Linked DNA regions of Homo sapiens: region 2 is linked to region 1. Evidence: read pairs that join two places in POLR2A ChIA-PET (ENCODE). Cell type or tissue: GM12878. All regions are shown on one strand. Links, peaks and the distances in the headings refer to the core of each region. The heading gives the core; the rest is flanking DNA. Region 1 holds the start of LOC124906092. Region 2 has its middle 67 kb from the start of TLK1.

What was found. ChIA-PET counts read pairs that join two places held together with the same protein. Peaks named below come from ENCODE experiments on the same cell type or tissue, not always from the same donor. Only the 100,000 strongest peaks of a DNase experiment are listed, where the experiment ranks them.
Region 2: POLR2A ChIA-PET joins it to region 1 with 6 read pairs; 4 of 35 experiments call an interaction of 5 or more read pairs at or near these places.

Annotation. Positions count from the first base shown.
Region 1 is chr2:171,140,392-171,145,774 of GRCh38, forward strand. The region is part of intron 1 of TLK1 (tousled like kinase 1); the gene reads right to left. LOC124906092 reads right to left here and starts at 3,114. Exons shown (of 1, transcript XM_047446755.1): 1 at 1-3,114. In GM12878, for the core only: no CTCF peak of the experiment used is centred there; no DNase peak of the experiment used is centred there; H3K4me3 peaks cover 345 bases.
Region 2 is chr2:171,224,720-171,230,102 of GRCh38, forward strand. It overlaps a transcript of TLK1 not described here. Among named protein-coding and RNA genes, the nearest start is that of TLK1, 67 kb to the left of the region's middle. In GM12878, for the core only: no CTCF peak of the experiment used is centred there; a DNase peak (open chromatin) is centred at 4,350.

The DNA of each region.
Region 1 (5,383 bases), core at 96-5,095:
AGAAGTGAGTCTGGTATACCAGGTTTCTTCTCCCCTACAGGCATCTGCTGATTTAAGTAGTGACTGTGAGGCTGGAAAGCTAAGCAAAACATCTGAAAGCCTCACTGGGTTAGCCAGACAAAAATGAGACCCTGAGCCTCCCCCAAACTCTGGGTTGGGATCTCAACCTCAGAGCAAAAGAATTACAATTAAAGCCCAGATTCAAATAATCTCAATCCTTAAAAGTGAATTAAGAAAAGCAGATTTATAGGGCCCCTATGTTTCTGTCAAAATTAAATGTAAATTTTATGTCATGGAAGACTACCATTATTCTAGGCCTCAAATTATTTCTACAGTTTTTCACATCAAATGTCTCATACACAATAAAAATTAACCAGAAATCCAAGAAAATAACGCAAATAAAATGCAAATGAAACATGGAACAAGACCCAAAGGTATCTAGATAATTAAGTTATCAGACACAGACTCTCGAATAAGTATGCTGAGTAGTTAACACTGAGAACTTTAGCAGAAAACCTGAAACTAAAGAGAATAAAATTGAAATTCTAGAACCAAAAAGTAAAATAAACTAAATTAAAGAACTCAGTGTATGAGTCTGATGGCATATTAGACACAGCCTAAGAGAATTAATGAAATGGAAGATTGGTCAGAAAAATATATCTTTAAAAATGCACACAGGAATAAAAAGATAAAACATACAAAAAAGGATGTAAGAAACATAGGGCAAATTTAAGAATGTTTAATACATGTATAACTGGAGTACCAGGAGGAAAGAAGATGACAAGACAGAAGCACTATCCGAAGTGATATAGTCTGAGAATTTTCCAAAACTGACGAACGAGCTCATCAGTCCTGTGCAACAGAACTTTCTATTCTATTGATAGAATGATGGAAATGTTCTCCATCTGCCAATAGAGTAACTAATAGAAACATTTGTCTACTGAGAACTTAAAATGTGAGGAATTGAATTTTTAACTTTTTAAATGTTAATTGGTATCAACAGTTACATGCAGCTAGTGGCTGGCACTGGGCAGTGCAGTCCTACGTCACAGTTATAAGAAGTCCTATAAACACCAAGCTGAACAAATAAAAGATCACACCTAGACATATCACAGTAAAACTGCTGAAAACCAAATATAAACACCCCCACTCCAACAAAAACAAAAAGTGACCAGAGATCTACAAGCTAGATTACAGTCAAAGGAGCAACAGTAAGACTGATAGTTGACTTCTCAACAGAAACTCTGGAAACCAGGTCTCAAGGGCACTGTGCATAGCTGCAACATGACAAATGAAAAAAACTGCCAACCAAGATTTCTGTATCCAGCTCCCTCCCCCCAAAAAAATCCCTTCAAGAATAAAAATGAAAAAAAAGCATTATCAGATAAGCAAAAAAGAATTCCTCAACAGATAGGCCCAAATAGAGAAAAAAAAGAGTATTTTCAGAGAGAAAATCAACCCAGCTAGAAGCCTGGAAATGCACTAAAGATTGAAGAAAAAAACTGAGTATATAAACAAATTTAAATGTATAATTACTGAATAAAACACTAATGGTAATATCTTGTGGGGAGTTAAAATATCAGAGAACTAAACTATCTGGCAATAGTATGTAATTCTGGAGAGGGAAATGTACAGTTAATGTTTTCTAATGTTGCTGCACTGACCAGAAAGAGAAAAAAGTGCTAACTTATATCACACTTTAACACAGAAAGGAGGCATATTGTAATCTCTAGGATAAATATTAAAAACAAATTTAAAAAAAGATGGTCTAACTATTAAGCCAAGTTGGGGGGTGGGGGGTATTTGGAACAAAAAATAATAATAATCCCAAAAGCAGCAGAAAAGGAGAATAAGAGAAAGTTCAAACAGGATAAACAGAAATCATTTATTAGGAATATCAATTTAAACATATCAGCAAGTATATTAAATGTAAATGTACTACATGTTCCAATTAAAGAACAAACATGGTCAAACTAGTTTATTTAAACTAGTATATGCAACTTAAAAGATATGGCTAAAACGCGAAAGCTGAAAGAATGGAAAAAGCTGTAGCATGCAAACACCAAATGAAAGTTAGTGTATCTGCCTTAACACTAGATTAAAAACACTACAAGGTAAAATGCAATACTGAGATAAAGAGGGACACGTCACAATAATAAAAAGTTTGATTCACCAGGTAGATTTAAAAAAACCTTGACTTGTCAGCACTTTAACATAATCAAAATATATAAAACAAAAACTGACAAATTAAACAGAGAGACAAATGTTATAATCATTTGGGGATATTTTAACAAACCTTTGTCTGAATAGGAGCAAACAAATGCAAAAGCAGTAAAAATCTGAAACAGAAACAAACTTGATAGAACATATTACACCACATCTAACAACTGTAGTCTATAAATATTTTGTTGTTGTACACAAGGAATGTTTACCCAAAAAGACCATATGTTGAACCATAAAGCAAGTCTCAAATTTCCAAGAACTTAAGTCTTAGGGATTTAAATCTTACTAGAATGGAGTCAAATCAGAAATCAGGGCTGAGCATGGTGGCTCACACCTGTAATCCCAGCTACTCCGGAGGGATTCGCTTGAACCCAGAATCACTTGAACTCAGAGACAGAAGTTGCATTGAGCCAAGATCATGCCACTACTCCAGCCTGCGCGACAAATCGAGACTCCGTCTCTCAATAAATGAATGACTGAATGAAGGAATGAATGAATGAATGCACGAATGGACAAAGGGGTCAGTAGTGACAAACTTTACTGAAAGTAAGGAAATGATATCAAATGGTAAATGAATAGACAAGTAAGGTTAGTACAAAAACTATAAAATGTATTTTCCTTATCTCAGTTTCATCAAAAGATACATTTGGGAGGCCAAGGTGGGAGGATCACTTGAGGTCAGGAATTCAAGACCAGCCCAGTCAACACAGTGAAACCCCATCTCTACTAAAATACAAAAAGTTAGCTGGGTGTGGTGGCACATGCCTGTAATCCCCACCTACTCGGGAGGCTGAGGCATGAGAATTGTTTGAACCCAGGAGGCAGAGGTTGCAGTGAGCCAAGATCACACCACTGCACTCCAGACTGGGCAGAAGAGTGGGACTCTATCTCCAAAAAAAAAAAAAAAAAAAAAAAAAAAAAAAAAAAAAAAAAAAAAAAAAAAAAGGTGGGGGAGGTGGAATAGTAGAGCTATACAGGACTAAAGTTTCTATATATTGCAAGAATTAATGTAGCTATGAAGTAGACTCTGATAAGCTAAGATATATAAATGTAAACCCTACAGTAATCACTAGTAATTCAAATATAGTTTTAAAATGATTAAAGAAATTAAAATGTTACACTGGGAAATACTCATGTAATGCAAAAGACAGCAGTAGAGGAGGGAAAGAGGACAAAAGAGAAATGAGACCTATAGAAAACAAAACAAAGTGGCAGACAAATTTAACCCTATCAGTAACACTAAATGTGAATGGATTAAATAATACACTCAAGAGGCAGAAATTACCAGATTGGGTTTTAAAAGAATAAGATCCAATTAAACGCTGTCTACTTAAGACATATTTTAGATTCAAAAATACAAACGGGACAGGATAAGAGTAAATGGATGGGAAAAAACATACCATGCAAAAGAGCTGGCATGAATATACTAGTATCAGACAAACTTTTAAAAACTGGTGTTTTGAGAGGTCAAGAGAAACATTTTAAAACAATTAAGGGTCAATTTATTAGGAAGATATAAGAATTCTAATCACTTGCACTTTATGACAGAGCCCCAAATTACATGAAGCAAAACTGACAGAATTAAAGGGAGAAATAGACAAGCCAAGAACAATAGTTGGAAGAATTAAATGGCCCACTTTCAATAATGAATAGAACTAGGCAGAAGATCAATAAGGAAACAGAAAACAAACACTATAATCAACTAGATGGAAAAGACAGCTAGAGAACGTTCTGCCCAACAACACAATACACATTTTTCTAAAAAAGCACACATGGAACATTCTCCAGGATAGATGATCTATGCTAGACCATAAAACCAGCATCAACAAACTGAAAAGGATAAAAAGGATACAAAGTACGTTCTCTGATCACAATAGAATTAAATTAGAACTCAGTAACAGAAAAAAAATCGAGAAATTCACAAATATGCAGAAATTAACATATTCCTAAATAAATAATGGGTCAAATGAAATAAAAAGAAAAATTAGAAAATACTTGAGATGAATAAAAACAAAAAGGCAACATATCAAAACTTATGGAATGAACTAAATCAGTGCTTAGAGGGAAATTTACAGCTATAATGCCTATATTAAAAACAGAAAATATGGGAAAACATTTTTATGAACTTGAGATAAGAAAAGGCTTCTTAAATACCATAAAGAGAAGACAAAAGCAGGCCACAGAATAGGGGGAAAAAGTTTTAATAAAAAATAAGACTTCTCATCCAAAATACAAAAAGAATGCCTTCAAGTATGGTTTTTAAAAGACAAACACAACAGACAAATGAACAAAAGATTTGAACAAGCACTTCACAAAGGATAACGAAAAGGCCAATAAACTTTATGAAAAAGTGGTAAACATCCTTAGTCATCAGGGAAATGAAAAATTAAAACCACACAGATACCATCTTACAGCCAGGCACGGTGGCTCACACCTATAATCCCAGCACTTTAGGAAGCCAAGATGGGCAGATCACTTGAGGCCAGGAGTTCGAGACCAGCCTGGCCAACATGGTGAAACCCGTCTCTAACAAAAACACAAAAATTAGCCAGGCGTGGAGATGCACGCATGTAGTCCTAGCTACTGGAAAGGCTGAGGCAGGAGAATCGTTTGAATCCAAGAGGCAGAGGTTGCAGTGAGCCGAGATCGCACCACTGCGACAGAGCAAGACACAGACTACAAACAAACAAAAAAAGGCCGGGCACAGTGGTTCACACCTGTAATCCCAGCACTTTGGGAGGCCAAGGCGGGTGGATCACGAGGTCAGGAGTTCGAGGCCAGCCTGGTCAACATGGTGAAACCCTGTCTCTACTAAAAATACAAAAATTAGCTGGGCATGGTGGCGGGCACCTGTAATCCCGGCTACTCGGGAGGCTGAGGCAGGAGAATCATTTGAACCCGGGAAGCGGAGGCTGCAGTGAGCCGAGATTGTGCCATAGCACTCCAGACTGGGCAACAGGGTGAGACTCTGTCTCAAAAAAAAAAAAACAAAAAACAAATATAATGTATGAAGAGACAGGTATAAACATGTTCATAATACCATTATTAATATTTTGTCAAGTGGAAACAATCCAAATGTCAATCAACAAAGTATAAAATGTAGTACATTCACACAAAGTAATATTATAGTGCAATTAAAATTACAGTTTCAGAAAATAAT
Region 2 (5,383 bases), core at 68-5,067, 84 kb after region 1:
ATGGAAATGCAAGAGACCCAGAAGAGCCAAAACAATCTTAAAGAACAAAACTGTGGAAGAGTCACATTTCTTAGTTTCAAAACTCACTATAAAGCTATAGCAATCAAGACAGTGATACTGGCTTAGTGATAGACATATGTGTATATCAATGAAATATAATTGATAATTCAGAAATAAATCCTCACATTTACAGTTAATTGATTTTTTCAACAAGGGTTTCATGACAATTCAATGAGGAAAGAATAGTCTTTAAAAAATGTTTCTGGAACAACTGGATATTCATATACAAAGGAATGAATTTATTATAGACCCCTACCTCACATCATATATAAAAATTAACTCAAAATGAATCAAATATCTCAAGGCAGGCACTAAATATGACCCTAAAAGCACAGGTAATGATAAAAAAAATACACTGGGTATCATCACAATTAAAAACTTTTCTGCTTCAAAGGACATCAGTGAGAAAGTGAGAAGCAACCCACAAATTGGGAGAAAATACTTGCAAATCATATGTATAATAAGGGTCTTGTATGCAGAATATATAATAACTCTTACAATTCAACAATGTAAAGAAAACCCAATTTAAAAACAGGCAAAGGATCTGCACAAACATTTCCCCAAAGAAGACACACAAATGGCCAATAAGCATACTAAAGATGCCTAACATCATTAGTCATCAGGGACTCAAAACCACAATGAGATAGCCACCCACCAGGATGACTATAAGGGGAAAAAAAAGGAAAAAGGCAAGTGTCAGCAAGGATGTGGAGAAGTTGGAACCTTTGTACACTGCTGGTAGGAAGGTGCAATGGCATGACTGCTTTGGAAAACAGTCTTGTAGTTCTTTAAAAACTTAAACACAGAGTTACTGCGACCCAGATTTTCCACTCTATACATACAAGAGAACTGAAAATGTATGTCCACAAAAAAAAACCCTAACGTTTATACATTATTTATGAATGGATGTTCATACATTATTACTTATAATAGCAAAAAAAGTGAAAACAATCCAAATGTCCATCAATCGTTGAGTGCATACACACATCATTTTCAGTTCCTTAATGTGTCTTTATTTTCTGAAACAATCTTTCCCTGACCTAAACTGAGAATCAGCCATTTTTCCAAGGAGCCCTGATTTCTTTCATCATTGCTGAATGGAATTTAGAAACCAACATCTAGGTGTGCTTATTGTCATGGGCTGTAGTTGCTTCTAGGAACTATCAGTAGACAGAGCTAGATTTTCTGGTATTAGGTTTGTTTTTTTTTAAGCATCCTAAATTATAAATCGATATAATACTCTCTCACCACCCCCCTAATATTCTCCTGTGAGTATTAATGGATTTCCCCTGGTGGAGTCCCATGAACTAGAGCCCCAAGGAAACAAATTGCATGTTAATCTATGGAAAATGGTGAAACATGTAGTGAGAATGAGAAATAAGGCTTTATTGTAAACCACTGACATTCAGGGGCCTTTGTTACAACCACATAATCTAACCTATTCTGACTGTTATAGCATAAAGCACTGGTGTAGGTACAAATAGACATTTTAATATAAATAGCAAGTAGTATTAGGAAATTAAAATCTTGTTTGCCTTCACATAAATCAGTAAAGCATCAAAAGAGCAGAAGACCTATTAGAAATTTCAAACTGGCCAAATTTCCTAAAAGGCATCTGGTACTCTATCCTGACATAATAAGGGCCAGTCTCCACAAAACAGAGGCTGAAAACCCCATAAGAAACAGGGTAATGAGGGCCATGTTTTCCATATAAAACTCACTTCATGAGAATATGAGGACTCCATGTCACTGTACAGATTTATGAAGAAAACAGAATTCTTAATAGAGGCTTGGGCATCTGCTCCTATCATGGAGGGAAAGCACTTCCAGAAGCAAGTAGACAACATTTGCCTAGAACCTGCTATTATTACACTCTGTGCATATGGTAGCTAAAAACTCATTAGTTTTATAATTCTGGCTGAAGTTGGCAAGCCACCTCCAGAAATATTTCATACAAGCAAAGTGGCAGATGGCAATTTCCTTTGTTATAATAGGATGGTTAGGGTAGTGGTCATGCATACAAAAATCATCCAGCTAGAATGAAACTACTCTTATGTAAAATAATCAATTTATTTGCAGCTTCTGATAAGTTAATCTTCATGTAGTTGGCCTCATTTTTGTCATCCTAGAATACATTCTCAAACAGATTTACATAATTTTTTAAAATGGAATTAGAAAATAAATTTCAGTGGCTACCATGAGGTAGATACAAAATCATTTTGTAGCAGCAAAACAATCAGAGAATAGTCATTTTGTTTTAACTTTTCTCCTACAGCTGCAGTTCCTTCTGCAGGGACTGTTTGTTTAATGCCTCTCTGGCATACCATTCCCACCCTCTTTCTATTGGTAAAAGTGTCCCAATCAAGCTTTGAGACTCCCTACTACCCCTCCATGTAGTTGAGGTGGAGCTGACCCTTACCCCAGCCCCAAGCTCTAATGATAAATACATGACCCAGCCCTGGCTAATTTATCTCCTGACCTCATGATTGGTTCAGAGATGGGCATGTGACTCAACTTGGGCCAATGAGAAACTTCCTCCAGTTTTTTGCTGAAACTATTAAGAAAGAGATGATCTCTTTTCAGTGAATAGAATGAGAGCCTGGAGTTCCTTCTGGAATATTTGCTACAACTGCAGGAGAGCTTGTCTAACAATGCATCCATGCAGGAGAAAGCATGACCAAAAGCTTTCTGGTTTTGACTTATGTGTACCTGAGTCCAAATAATCTGGGAGTCACGATACCCCTGGGCTTTTTCATTTACATGAGTTAGTCATGAGTTAGTAAATCTCCTTTTTTTTTTTTTTTTTTTTTTTTTTTTTTGTTTAAGCCAGTTGGATTTCTTTCACTTGCAACTGTAAAAGTTCTGACTAATTCACTCCCCATTTTAGAACAGTCGAACAGCCAGAAAAATATTACAGCCCTCCCTTGTCTTACCTCTACAACTTAGTCAGTAAACCAGAAACACAACACAAATAAAATTTCTTTCCAGTATAGTACATTTTCCCAAAGAGTCTGAAAGCGCTTACAAATTTCAGAGAACAATACCCTGGAGTATATTAGACACCTTGGAAGAACACTGCTAACTCTTGTTAGTATAGTTAAAAATAGCACTGAAGGCCAGACGCGGTGGCTCACACCTGTAATCCCAGCACTTTGGAAAGCTGAGGCAGGTGGATCACTTGAGGTCAGGAGTTCAAGACCAACCTGGCCAACATGGAGAAACTCCATCTCTACTAAAAATACAAAAATTAGCCAGGTGTGGTGGCACACACCTGTTATCCCAGCTACTTGGGAGGCTGAGACAGGAGAATCACTTGAACCCAGGAGGCAGAGGTTGCAGTGAGCTGAGATTGTGCCACTGCACTCTAGCCTGGGTGACAGAGCAAGACTCCATCTCAAAAAATAAACAAATAAATAAAAGAACATTGACCTTTTCCTGAGAATAGGCTGTAGGCCAGGGACAAGGCATTTTGTAGATGTTACTGTATTTAATATTCACAACCTGTTAGGCATGCCTGTAATCCCAGCTACTCTGGAGTCTGAGGCAGGAGGATCACCTAAGGCTAGGAATTAGAGACCAGCCTGAGCAACACTGAAAGACCTCATCTCTGAAATAATTTTTTAAATCAGCTAAGCATGGTGCACACCTATAGCCCCAGTTACTTGGGAGGCTGAGGTGGGAGGACTGCTTGAGCCCAGGAGTTCGAGGCTGCAGTGAGCTATGGTTGTGCTACCGCACTCCAGCTTGGAAGACAGAGTAAGACCTTGTCTCTAAAAAAACCCAAAGATAAATAATATTTAGAACTCTTTTATTAAGTAGGTATTATTGTGGTCACTTTACAGATGGGAGAGTTGAGGTTCAGATTGATTAATTTTTCCCAAGTGATTCAGTTCAGTTGACAGCGTTTAAACTCATGTCCTTCTGGAGTTGTCTGTGTTGTTCTGAGCAACACTGACTGTCTCTTTTTTAGCCTATGTTATTAGATAATGGTTGTTTGAATCTGTGAAGGTAGCATTTTGTACTCTGGAGATATATTTTGCTAAGCTAGTGGTTGAACTGTAATTAAAAAAAAAATTCTGTGTTGCATGTAGGATAACCTTTCTGTCAATGCCTGCCTACTCAACTCTGCCAATTGGCCTCCCTGCTTAGGAGGTCCCAGCTGCATGGAACAGAATTGGGCATCTGACCTGGTCAAGCTAATTAGATTCATGCACTTGGGAATTTCCACTCAGTGGTAGATTCTTGAACTGAAAGGGCATATGCGTGTCCTATAAGACACACCTCTCCACCTCAGGGAACAATATGGTCTTACATCTTTTGTTTTCCAATATTTTACTCAAGTCGTCACATGTTCTTTTCCAGGACCTGCCCAGTGAGGCCTTCCCACTTAATTGTCCAAAACTCTCAGGGGCTTTCTTGGTGCAGAAGAATTGACCCTATCAAACCTCAAAAAGGAAGGAACTGGAAATCTCATGAGCTCACAGCAGTATGAGTCTGATCCCTGCCACACAGCCTCAACATTCAGTGCCAGTCTTGTGCAGGCTAATGGATATTTGCCTGTCTTCCTCAGCCCAGAGTCTAATGCTTGGCCTCCAAGATCAGAACTTTTTTGACTTGCATTCACATATTCAACTCAATGCCAGGAGAGCTGGGCCTCAGAGAATCCAACTGTTGCCATTTTGTGTTTAGTTCTAGCTGCCAGCTTAAACTCACTCTTCCCTCCGGGTGCCATCCCTTTTGGAAGCTGTGGTATCCTGTTCTGCCAGAGGACAGAACCACTTTGGTTGACCCTGATGAGCTACTGGACTTCAATTCTAAGGAAAAATGGACAGAATCTCTGTTCTTCAGTCCTAGGAAGTCCTTTCCTCAAGAGAAAGGGTGCAAACTTTGCATTTGCACAACTAAGTAGGAGCATTCAAGAGAGCCCTCTCATAAAAACAAATCCTTCCTCCTGGCTTAGGTATTGCCTCCGCCTAAGAACACAGACACCTCTCAATCAATTTTTAAAAATCGTACCTCACTAGGCATGCTGTGCCATCTTGGGTCATTGGCATGGCGAGTTAGCAGAGGAAGCTGATTGAAAGAAAGACTTTCTGATTTTGCACAAAGCTCCAGGTTCTACCATGCACAAGGCCTTGCTGTTCTTGCCCTTCCTTAGGTTCCACCCATGTTTGTAAGGTACTACCTCTGTTTAGTAGGAGTTCCCATTGCAAGTCAAATTTATATTCCAGAAAAATGCAAATTACAGTAAAAAAAAAAGACTAATAAAAAGTGATTACTTCCATAATTATTCATTTGAAAAGCTAATACTTATTTCCAGAGG